Linked DNA regions of Mus musculus: region 2 is linked to region 1. A link is a contact called in ENCODE Hi-C or POLR2A ChIA-PET data. All regions are on one chromosome and are shown on one strand. Each heading gives the region's core, a stretch centred on a gene start or an enhancer-like site at or near the end of the contact. The rest is flanking DNA. Distances are from core to core; before and after follow the strand shown. Region 1 holds the start of Ggta1 (glycoprotein galactosyltransferase alpha 1, 3). Region 2 overlaps Gm35202 (predicted gene, 35202).

Evidence for each region. Hi-C counts contacts between places; a loop is a spot of excess contacts on that map. ChIA-PET counts read pairs that join two places held with the same protein, here RNA polymerase II (POLR2A).
Region 2: a loop to region 1 is called in a map of heart, with 3 times the contacts of the local background. The contact joins the enhancer-like site here to the promoter of Ggta1 in region 1. A Hi-C loop is called at or near these places in 17 of 37 maps with a recorded cell type or tissue (CH12.LX, T-helper 1 cell, T-helper 17 cell and 7 more). POLR2A ChIA-PET finds 5 or more read pairs at or near these places in 4 of 5 experiments (Patski and embryonic stem cell).

Annotation. Positions count from the first base shown.
Region 1 is chr2:35,459,066-35,464,700 of GRCm38, reverse strand. It overlaps Ggta1 (glycoprotein galactosyltransferase alpha 1, 3), which reads left to right and starts at 3,252. Exons shown (of 8, transcript NM_001145821.2): 1 at 3,252-3,506.
Region 2 is chr2:35,505,491-35,511,125 of GRCm38, reverse strand. Gm35202 (predicted gene, 35202) reads right to left here. Exons shown (of 2, transcript NR_168303.1): 2 at 5,034-5,253. Among named protein-coding and RNA genes, the nearest start is that of Gm35260, 3.5 kb to the right of the region's middle. Within about 2 kb of position 2,450, at least 1 of the 3 ENCODE cell types and tissues checked has a DNase peak (open chromatin) inside an H3K27ac peak, as active enhancers do; it is heart, where a contact is called at or near this core.

The DNA of each region.
Region 1 (5,635 bases), core at 2,003-4,502:
GCTAGGATTGATCTCCAGCAAAGGGCTCATTGTATTGGCTGCCTGTCTTCTCATGGTTATGATAAAACACCAAGCCTGAAAGCAAGCTGTGGAGGAAAGGGTTTCTTTGGCTTACACTTCCACAGCACTGAAAGAAGTCAGGACAGGAACCCAAGCAGGGCTGGAACCTGGAGGCAGGAGCTGATGCAGAGGCCATGGAAGGGTGCTGCTTACTAGCTTGCTTCCCAAGGCCTGCTCACCCTGCTTTCTTATAGAACCCAGGACCGCCGCCATGGGGTGGCCCCACCCACAGTGGGCTGGGCCCTCCCCCATCAGTCACTAATTAAGAAAATGGCCTACAGCTGGATCTTAAGGAGGTATTCTCTTCATTGAGGTTTCCTCCTCTCAGATGACTTCAGTTTGTGTCAAACTGGCGAAACAAACTAGCCAGTACCACTGCATGGCTCCACATTCCTGAGCCGCTGTGTGGGGCCTACGACTCCATTCTGCTGCTGCTGTGTTCCACTGGGGTTTTCCAAGTTCTGCCGCTGTACTTGGTGAGTACGTAGGCTCTGTGCTTACCTCAGGAACCTTGTGTCCCCTTTCCTTTGGCATAGGACCCTCAACAATGTGTGCAATCTCCACGACATCAAGTTACAGCTTTAATAAGTTAATAAACTTTAATACGTTTCTTAGTCTGTGACAATGATGTTCAAGGGCTGGAGAGATAGCTCACTGTTAAAGCGCACCTGTTGCTCTTGTAGAATGGTGTTACAGCTCTGACCGGAATAGTGTTAGCTAGTGTTACAGCTCCTCCAGGGTGGGGAGAGTGTTTCCCCGCTGCAAGTGTTATAACTCTGCTCTGGCCCGGCACAAGAACCCAGGAAGGTGGTGGCTGCCTCGGCTTGTGGGGGAGAAGCAGCAGAGACAGTAGATGAAAACAGTGTTGTCACAGCTTTCCTTGGGGCGGAGCTTTCCATAGAGTTTGGGCTTTTTACTTTGATGGCTGGCCGCGGGTGGGGGTGGGGGGCTGAGAGGGGCGGGGAGGGAACGAGGAGGGGCAGCGAGCTGAGTCTGACCAACCATTAGGGAAGTGAGAGTGGTCTGTGGGCGGAACCTGAGTGTTGGCGTAAGGAGGTCCTCAGGGGAGGGGCCTAGCTACTCATGAGCCTTCTGGGGCTTACAAAGAGGACCTAGGTTCTGTTCCCACGCCCACAAGGTGACTCGAACCATCTTGAATTCCAGATCTTGGGTTTCCGAGTAGTTTCCTTTGAACTTGTGGGACACCCAAGCACACACGTTGTATATATACATACACATACTTGCATGCAAAACACTCATAAAACAAACAAAAACTTTAAAAATCTTATTTTTTTTAAAACTATAACCAATGGTGGATATTTTAACAAAAGCAAAATTATACCCTTTTATCTGGGGATGAAACAGATCCAATTGAGCCTGAGGGTGGAGCAAACCAGATGAGGGCAGATGTGCTTGTTGGGCATAGAGGTATAAACTCTGCCACGATTATTTTGGGTTCCTTTCTAAATAATTACAGAAGGTCGCAGTGGCTCTGTATAACCCGATCAGAGGACACCCAAGGCTCGAAGGCCACAAGCAAGCTATGCTCTAGATGCCTCTTGGCCAGTTTTCACCCCAGAGCTCAGGACTGGGAGACCTAGCCTAGTAAGCATCCATGGGCAGTCCTTAGCCTGTAGCCCGTGGCCTTTCTCCTTTCTTCCCAGAGAAACACCCAGTGTGGAAAGACCTTCCAGGCTCCCAGGTGTCTGGCTGTAAGCCAAGCCAGTGTCCATGAGACCTTTCCTCATTGCATAGGGTGTCGGTTCCCCACCCCATCACCCAGTAACACCCCCCCCCCCCCACACACACACCCGTAGTTCCTCCTCTGCAGCCCCTATCACCATGGGCAGGTCAGAAGACACAGGCGGCCGTGAGCGATTTCTTTTCTTTTTCTTTTTCTTTTCTTTTTTTTTTTTTTTTGCTGGTTTCAGGCTTTTTTCTGCCTGAGTGGAGATGAAACATCACTCCTCCCACAGATGGGAAAGAGGTGCAGGTTGGGGTAAAGTGAGGGACACCCGATGCATCACACGTGCATCACGCCGGACGTTGTGTTGGGGGTGGGGGTGGGAGTGGACTCTCTAGGCTCCCACTCCTCGGGTCGGCGCACGCCACTTGCCTGCGCCCTAGGCCGCCGAGCTCTGCAGGGGCCAGAGGCGCGCACCCCACCCGACACACCCGGACAGAGCAGCGGCCGGGTCTCCTACAGCGCAGGGCGCCGCCCGCCCGCCCGCCCGCCCGCGTGGTCCCGTCTCCAGCGCAGCAGACAACACACACCCGGCCTGCTTTTGCGGATCAGGTGGGTCCCGCCGGGCGTCTGACACTGAAGCCACGCGAGGGCTTCAGTGGGGAGGAGGTGTGGGCGAGCGGGAGCGCCGCTATTCCGGCCCAGCCCTACCTCGGTCCTTGCTTTTGTCCTGGTCACTCGATCATTTCCTCTGTATCCACTTCTGAACTCTAGGCTCTGTCCCACCCTGAACAGTGTCGCTGCATCTGTTTGCTTACTGGGGTCTCCCGCCACCTTCCCTCGCTATCCGAATAGCTGATATTCAGGGCAGCACAGGGCAGCACAGGGCAGGGCAGGGCAGGGCAGGGCGAGTAGGGCAGATCAGATCCTGGGACCACCGGTACTAACCAGTGAGTGTAGAAAGCAGGAGGTGTCTTTTCCTACTGTAGTTAGGACAGGGCGGGTTGGCTCTTCTTATGGACAAGATGGAAAAGGGGTGCAGGTAGGGGCAAAGTGAGAGACACTCGAATTTGAGAGACAGACAGACTCCTAACAGTGAAGGAAGGACCAAGCCAAAATCAAGCCTGGGCAAAGTCTCAGGCACTAACTTTGCTGTGTTGGGTGATGGGAGGTAATCTCGTCACAACTTTTCAAACCACCTCGTTCCCACTGCAAGGAGACACCATCAAGTGTTTGAAGATGGCAGGGGAACCTCTCAACAAAACACACACACAAACGTTTTATTATTTTATATTTATTTTGCATGCAAAGTACTGTGTTTCATTATGGCATTTTCATACATATGCGATTGCACAAACTCTTGAAAATCATCCAAGAAACAGCAAAGCGGGAAATAATGTTGTGGGGGGGGGGCGCGGAGGAGAGAGAACAGAGACTGGAGAGAGTGCTGTCCTCCTTGCTGCGGGGGCCAGGAAGAGGCTAGGAGGGCGGGGATGTCAACGCCACTAGCTCCTCCCTCAGGAAGGACCCCAGGGACTCTTATTTTTGTAGTTTTGCTTGTCTGGGCCACTATCGGCCCCAGAACAGATCTGACTGCCTCTTTCATTCGCCCGGAGGTAGATAGGTGTGTCTTAGGAGGCTGGAGATTCTGGGTGGAGCCCTAGCCCTGCCTTTTCTTAGCTGGCTGACACCTTCCCTTGTAGACTCTTCTTGGAATGAGAAGTACCGATTCTGCTGAAGACCTCGCGCTCTCAGGCTCTGGGTAGGCAAAGGCGAGGGGGCTCGCCATGGCTCGGGTTGTCCAGGGATTGGGGCATCAGGACTACGGGAGTCTCTGCCTTTTGATAGTGCTTCCTTACAGTTATTTTTGGGAGTAGTTGCTTCTTCCTGATGGGAGCCGCGTGCGGGTCCAAGCTATCTTTTGCAAGTAACAGGTGTCTGGTGACTAAATGCAGGGCTGAACACTTCACTTGGGATTACCTGGTTCCAGGGACTTTGAGTATTGGCGCAGGCCCCAAATGGCCTAGGAGGGGTACCTGGAGACCCTGGCTCCTGCTCCTGTGATCTTACTACATAGAACCGATTCTTTTATTTCTACTTTCTGTGTTAGGAACGCCCCAAGAGGATGTTTTGGGGAGGCCTCCTGTCCCCATTCCCTGTGATTAGGGTCAGTTTTCAGTGGAATGCCTGAGATCAGAAGGCGGGAGATCAATTGATTACTGTCAATGGCCCCCTGTGGCTAAACTTTACCGGAAGCTTTCTCAGTCACAGAGCAGGAAAGGCCGCCTTGCACTGGCCATACTGACTCTGAGCAGCCATTTGCCCGGTTTCTGACACTTCTGAGCCAGGGGCTGACCATGGGTTTTATTCCCTGTGCACTTCTGGGTCTTGGTGAAACTTTTAGTGTACATGGGTCTCTTAGGTTCCCCAGCCTAACAGGATAAGCTTGGCACTGTTGGCTGGATTTATAGAGAAGGAAATCAAAGTTGGGAGAAGCCAAGTCACTGGTTTATGGGTGCTCAGGGTTTGGATTGAATCTGAGGTTGGAATGCACTCCAGCCAGCCTCTAAGGCTTGTGTGCTTCCTGTTTGTTTGTTTGGAGTGTGTGGTTTTGTTTTGTTTTGTTTTGTTTTGTTTTGTTTTGAGACAGGGTTTCTCTGTGTAGCCCTGGCTGTCCTGGAACTCATTCTGCAGACCAGGCTGGCCTCGAACTCAGAAATTCCCCTGCCTCTGCCTCCCAAGTGCTGGGATTAAAGGCGTATGCCACCACAACCTGGTTGCTCACTTTCTATTCAGCATCTCCCACCATGGCAAGAAAACGACTAAGGAACAGATGGCATGACTCTGGGGGGAAGGGCTGGGGAGAGTGGAAGGGAAGAGGTAGTGGGTGGGGCTGAGCATTTCAACAGGTGCAGTTCAGGTATAAATATTATTTTTTGAAGTGAATATGCTTTCTGATAAATAATCAGGGGTCTTTACAAGTTATTTACTAATTTTTAATTACACTCTAATTTACGTACACTAAAATACATAAACCGTAAGCATTCTTGGTTTTAATGAGTTGGAAGGTTTTTAGAGGGACAGTCCTTGTGTTTGGTCTAGGCTGGTCATTTTCTGAGAAGTGGCTGAAGTCTTGTGTGACAAAACTTTTGCCAGGGGATACAGCACACCTGTCTACTCACCTGGATAGTGAGTCCAGGGCAGACCAAAATACGGATACCACCAAAATCCAACTTGGCGGACCCCAGAGCTTTATTAATGTTATTTATGGGAATATAGGTGAGGGGTTACTTACAGAAGTATACATGACTCATGGATAGCTGTATCATCAAAGGACAGGTGACAAGTCACAAAAGCTGGGAACCTGGAGCATAGCCTTCAGATAATTCAATAGTTGGAGAGTACCCTTTCCAGGTAACTGATCTAAACCTGGTCTAGGCAGTCCAGCTGGTTTCTGCTTCTTCCAGGCAGCTGGTCTGGTCTCAGAGTCTTCTTTGCAGCTCAGCTTCTATCAGTCTGAGAGTAACTCTCAGTTTTTATTGCTTGCTCTTGTAGGGAGGGGCCTAGTGAATCTGGTCAGTTTCAGGGACTTCCTGGATCTGTTTTTTGGTTTTTTGTTTTTTTTTGTTTTTTTTTTTTTTGGTTTTTCGAGACAGGGTTTCTCTGTGTAGCCCTGGCTGTCCTGGAACTCACTCTGTAGACCAGGCTGGCCTCGAACTCAGAAATCCACCTGTCTCTGCCTCCCAAGTGCTGGGATTAAAGGTGTGCGCCACCACTGCCTGGCAGATCTAATTTTTCTTATTGTATGTGTTCTTTCCTATAATGTATCTAATTTTAATCATATGTCCACCTAGGGAGATTCTCCCTAAAAGGCTACTGGGTGGCTTAGTT
Region 2 (5,635 bases), core at 1,201-3,700, 47 kb before region 1:
AAGGCTTCCAAAATCACAGCTGGAGGCCCTCTGAGGACCAGGGAGAGCCCAACCCTGAGGGACCCCTGAGTTGTGTAGGCTTTATTGGCAAGATTCTGCCTGGTGGGGAGGACCTGGGCTCCCTGAAGGGAAGGGCTGTAATCAAGAAGGGCCAGAGGGCCTAGGCAGGAAACTGCTCTGATCCAACAAGGGGAAGAGGGACACTTAGAAAAGAAATTCTTCTAAAGGCTGCCTCTCATGAACTGCCGCCCCGATGAATAGGCTGAATTGGATTGAAGGGCATCATCATATGTGTGTAGAAAAACTAGGAAGAATGTCACGACGGGGCTGGGGAGATGGCCCAGTCAGAAAGGGACTTTCTACACAAGCATGAGGACACATTTTAAAACTCGGCACGTGGACATTGTAATCAATTTCAATCAATGCTTGAGTGAGGGAGCAGAGACAGGAGGATCTCTGGCCACCTGGTAAGACAAGAAAGCCTGTCTTTAAAATAATAAATAAATAAATAAGTGTGGAACATGTAAGGGGTGGGGTGGCCCCTGGGGGTCAGGACACCACCAAACACCAGCTTCTTAGTACAACTCAGCACAAAGAAGATTTGTTATGCTGGAGGGCTGGGGGGGGGGGGGCCGAAGGGGGTAGGCTTGTTTGTGTCTGCATTAGGCAAAGGCATGGCCAAGCAGCAGCAGGTGCTTTTTCGTGGCTTTTTAAGGAGAAAAGGAGTCTGTGATAGGGAGAGTTGCTAAGTCTTGATTGAACATGTTAGCCAAATAATGAATTTTGATTGCTGGTCCTTAGTGTTTTGTCTCAGGAATGAACTGAACTCAAATAGTGTATAAACGCAAAGAGGGTTTTATTCTGCAGAAGTCCTGCCTGCTGGAGTCTCCTATTACCAAGATAGAGACTCTGAAGTGAGCATGCAGGCCTGATTTAAAGCACCCTAGGAGAATCCCAGGGTAAGTGTTTTACGCTATCTCTGAGGACATTCCATTACCGGGGTGTGGAGGCCACCTGGAAACTGCTGACCCATTGCCCTTGCTTCAGGTCAGGTGGTGGGGCAGTTTCTGATGGCAGGGCAGTTTCTGACTAGCTGCCTGAAGCCTGGGCTTTTAGGCCTAATCTCCTGAACTGCCAATTTGAAGCCGGTCATGGAGTCAGCCTGTCTCATCCAGGGTAGCTTTAGGAATGTAATCTAACAGTTTTAGGGAGAGAGAAAAGTAAAAGCCTGTAGACACCATGTTTGCTATGCTCAGGCCTGCTATCGAGCCAGCCCTTCAGAGAGCAATTGAAGAAGATGCTGGAATTGAAGAAGATGCTGTTGACTTCTGACCTGGGGGTGGGGGGCGTGCACGTGTGCATGCATACACACACACACACACACATGAATAGATAAGACATTTTTTTTTTTAAGTAAAAAGATGAGGCTGGAGAGATGTCTCAGCAATTAAGAGCACTTGCTGCTCATACGGAGGCCCTGGGTTCAGTTCCCTAAGTGCCTATAACTCTAGCTTGAGGGTCTCAGATGTTCTTCTGCTTCCTGGCTAACGTACTTATCTATGGGGAGTGGGGGTGGGGTGTGTGTGGAGCGAATGCTGTCACGGTTCTAAGAATCAACCTGTGTAACAGATGGGGTCAGAGAAGGTCACTCTCCCTACTTCCTCTCCCACCCCCGCTCAGTCTTCTCACCTATCGACTGTAGATAACAGCAACAGTCACAGATCCATGGTTCCAGGATTCCCTGGAATGCCAACAGTAGTGGGTGTGTCAGTCCCTTAGATGAGATGGCAAACAGCCACAGAAGTTGAGCATTTCCCTCACCCCTGTTTACTTAAATCATAATTTAAGCTTACTTTTGACTCCTAACACAAGGAAAGGGTTAAGAGACTAAATGTATTGTCTAGGAAATCCTGGTTAAAAAAAAAAAATTGGTCCATGCTCACTACAGAGGGGCTATCGTTGCACATGTGGCTGCAGTGTGATTCTGGTGTTTGTAATATATTTGCTCTGGGGGGGTGGCTGAATCCAGGAATGGAGAAGCCGTGGGCTCAGAAGTCATGGAGACGGAGCACCCACGACATTACTGAACATCCTCTTTTTACACTATCTCATTTGTTCTTTACTTAAACCACATGTGGCAGGAATTTCTGTTCTTTTACACATTGGGATTTGAGGTCAGGACAGCTCTGCAACTTGTTCCAAGGTACCTAGTCCATGCCTGTGGGTGGCCAGAGTCCATGTGGCCACAGGCTTTGCCAAGTGTTCTCCAGGTCTCTGTGGCCTGTTTCTGTAAGCCTGATTCTTACTGGGTTGTCGACCAAGTGTCCCACGCCCAGCATTTCCCACGCTTGGTGGCTATAAATAGCTGTTTTGTGCTGGAATAAGTCAAAGCCTTTTTCCCTCAGGACTGCAGAAAACACCCCACAGAGGGCCTGCAAAACACAGCTGCCCGAAGCGAACATAAGTAAGCTCGTAGCCATTCCCCCCTTCTTCTTGTGACATTTGAGAGCATCCCAAGCATTCATTTGGGAAGGCTGTGCTTTATAACTGATGTCACCCCTGGGTAGTCACAGACAGTATGATCCAAGAGGTCCTTTTGGGGGGACTCTGGTGACTTTCCAAAGGAGCTTGCAGCCTGGGAAACATCCTCAGAAAGAAACTGGTCCTGGAAGAGTTCGTAGGAGAACAGGACAGGCATCTGGGCTAGCCTGGTCCACTGCACAATGAGTGGGCTAGCCTAATCCACTGCACATCAAACATGGCCAGCCGCAGTTTCCTCTGCTTCCTGAGGATAGTTCTAAGTTTGCCATGATGTTCTTTCCATCTTTCCATGGCTAGAGGCAAGTGCTAACCATCACTTCTCTGCTGCTGGCCGTTGCAGAGATACTCACCTAGAGGGGCGGGGGGGAGGGGGGGTGGTACATGGGAAGTAAGCAGCAGGCCTCAGGGGAGCAAGCTCTATCAATGCAGTGTCTTTTCTCAACTTGTTTGTTCTGAGACAGGGTCTTCCCACAGAGCTCTGATTAACCTCGAGCTTAGGGTGACCCTCCTGCTTCTGCATACCTGCCCCCCCAAAACGTTAGGATCATAGGCATGAACCACGATGCCTAACCATTCTAGACTGTCTTTTAAGTTTTTTTCTTATTTATTTTGTGTGTGTGATATGTGCGTGCCACAGCATGTGTGGAAGCCAGAGGACAACTCTCAAGAATCTTTTTCATTTGTTTACCACACGATTCCTGGAGATTGGAGCCAGGACATGAGACATGTAGGCCCATGTCTTTACCCAGTGAATCATCTTGTCTGTTTCCATACCAGAGTGTACTAATGATAGCTTAGGTACAAGAAGGAAATGTGAAAATCACCACATGAGGGGTTGGAGAGATGGCTCAGCGGTTAGGAGCACTGACTGCTCTTCCAGAGGTCCTGAGTTCAAATCCCAACAACCACATGGTGGCTCATAACCTCTGTAATGGGATCTGATGCCCTCTTCTGGTGTGTCTGAAGATAGCACACTCACATAAAAGAAAGAAAAGGCAATCACCTGGGAGGAAAGTGGTTATCCCCGGGGTGTTTTCAAGGACATCCTGGCACTGCCCTGTTCACCTGCTTCCCAAGGCTGCTCTACCACAGACAGCAGTAGAGTCTCACTCTGAACACTACATTCCTGAGTCACTGGAGTCTGGGTGTGTCACGTGATCCCCTGGGGCCAATATGCACACTTCGGAAGGAGTTCTAAGGCTTCTTCACTGGATAAGGTTTGTAAAGCGCTTAGCCCACGCTAAGTGCTGCTTACGCGCAGCAGACCCTGGGTACTTCCTCTGCGGCTAAGTGACTTCCAGCTGTGCCGCTTAACAGGCTGGGTGTCTGCACAGTCTTCTCAGACTGGGAACTGCAGTTTCTAATCCCCAAAGTGAGAGGAATCATATGCGCTTCAGAGTCATCAGGACACTGAATGAGATAATGCATGAAAGTGTTCTTCGGATGCTGCCAAATGCTATGTAGTTGAAGTCACCAAGGCAACAGCAAGGGGTTTTTTGAGATGGAAAGTTGAAGCACCTACTACCAACAGCACCTTCTAAATCTCCCAGGAACTGTGTGCTAGCAAGTAGCTCCCAAGGATTGACAACCCTTTACACTGCAAAGAGCTGTGGCTGGCTGGGATAGGGGTGAGGGTGAGGGTTGGGCAGGGGAGGGGAGGGGGAGGGCACTGGTCTAGTGCTAGAAAGAGTGACTTTGTTCCTTAATTAGGATCTAGCCTGGTCTCTGGCAGAAGACTGGAAGGAGGTGATTACTTGTGAATAGATGTGTTTATATCACTTCCTCTAACCCCATTGCCAGCCTGCAGAGTGTGCTGCCAGACTCAGGAAACAAAAGCATGGGACATGCTGGGCGGTGGTGGCGCACGCCTTTCACTTCTGGTAGAACACAAGTATTTTATTCTGTCAGAGGCAGTAAGCATGCTTGCTTTAAAGCTTTAGAGTGAGCTGCTCGCTCTATCTCCCAAAGCTGATTTTGTTTTACAGGTCCTTTCAAAGATGGCTTATAGCAGCAGTAGCCAGCACAGCTCTACCTGTAAAACTTGGGTAGCTCTGGCAGAGCCTCTCCCAACAGCAGCTCAGCGTGCAGCTGTGGGGTGGGGGGACAGTTGTGGCTTCTTCCCATTGTGTGTGTGTGTCCTGAGATAGGCACTTGTGGGGGGCTGACATACTCCTTATCTGTTGCCAGCTCTCTGCCCTGCCAGCCTGCTTGCTTTTAATGGGAAATTTGAAGTTGTCTGTCTGATAGCACACACATAAACCTATCAAAAGTAAAGATAAGAGCCTGGCGTGGTGGCGCACACCTTTAATCCCAGCACTTGGGAGGCAGAGGCAGCGAATTTCTGAGTTCCAGGCCAGCCTGGTCTACAGAGTGAGTTCCGGGACAGCCAGGGCTACACAGAGAAACCCTGTCTTGAAAAACCAAAAAAAAAAAAAAAAAAAAAAAAAAAAAAAAAAAAAAAAAGTAAAGATAAATAAGGAAAAAAAGAGATGTGCCTTCTGGTTTCTGTTTATGGAATGTAGAGCTCATTGTTTGATAAAGATGTCATAGGAGCTGAGATAAAGGCAATGGCCCCTGCACACATGTAATCCCAGTGCTTGAGAGGTGATGATAGGAGGTCCTGGTGGAGTTAAAGACATCCTCAGCTTCATAGGGCCATTCTGGGCTACATGAGACCTTAATTCATCCCCTCTCCAAACTGATGGCTTCTTTCTGTAAAAGAACAACAACAAAAACCTGTTTTCTTTGAGGCCTCTGCCAAGGTCTCTGCCCCTGTGACTTCCATGTCTCTGCTCTGGACCTGCCTGGTGTGTCTCCCCTCCCTGCACTTGAACTCTGCTCCATTATCCACCGCGGCCTGCAGAGAGGCTCCCCTTACTTCCCCTTCCTCTGATGAACACACTTTGCCTTAGATAATTTCAGCTCAGACTCTGCCCACTCCTGGAATCTTTCTCTGAGTAGTTCCTTTTGACACCACCTTACGTGGATTTCTGCCTCACCCTGTGCACAGAGAACGGACTGTTCTGCACACTGGAGGCCTAAGCCTGGACACTGCAGTCTTGCTTTGGATTTCAGGCCAGACTCTTCCTCATTC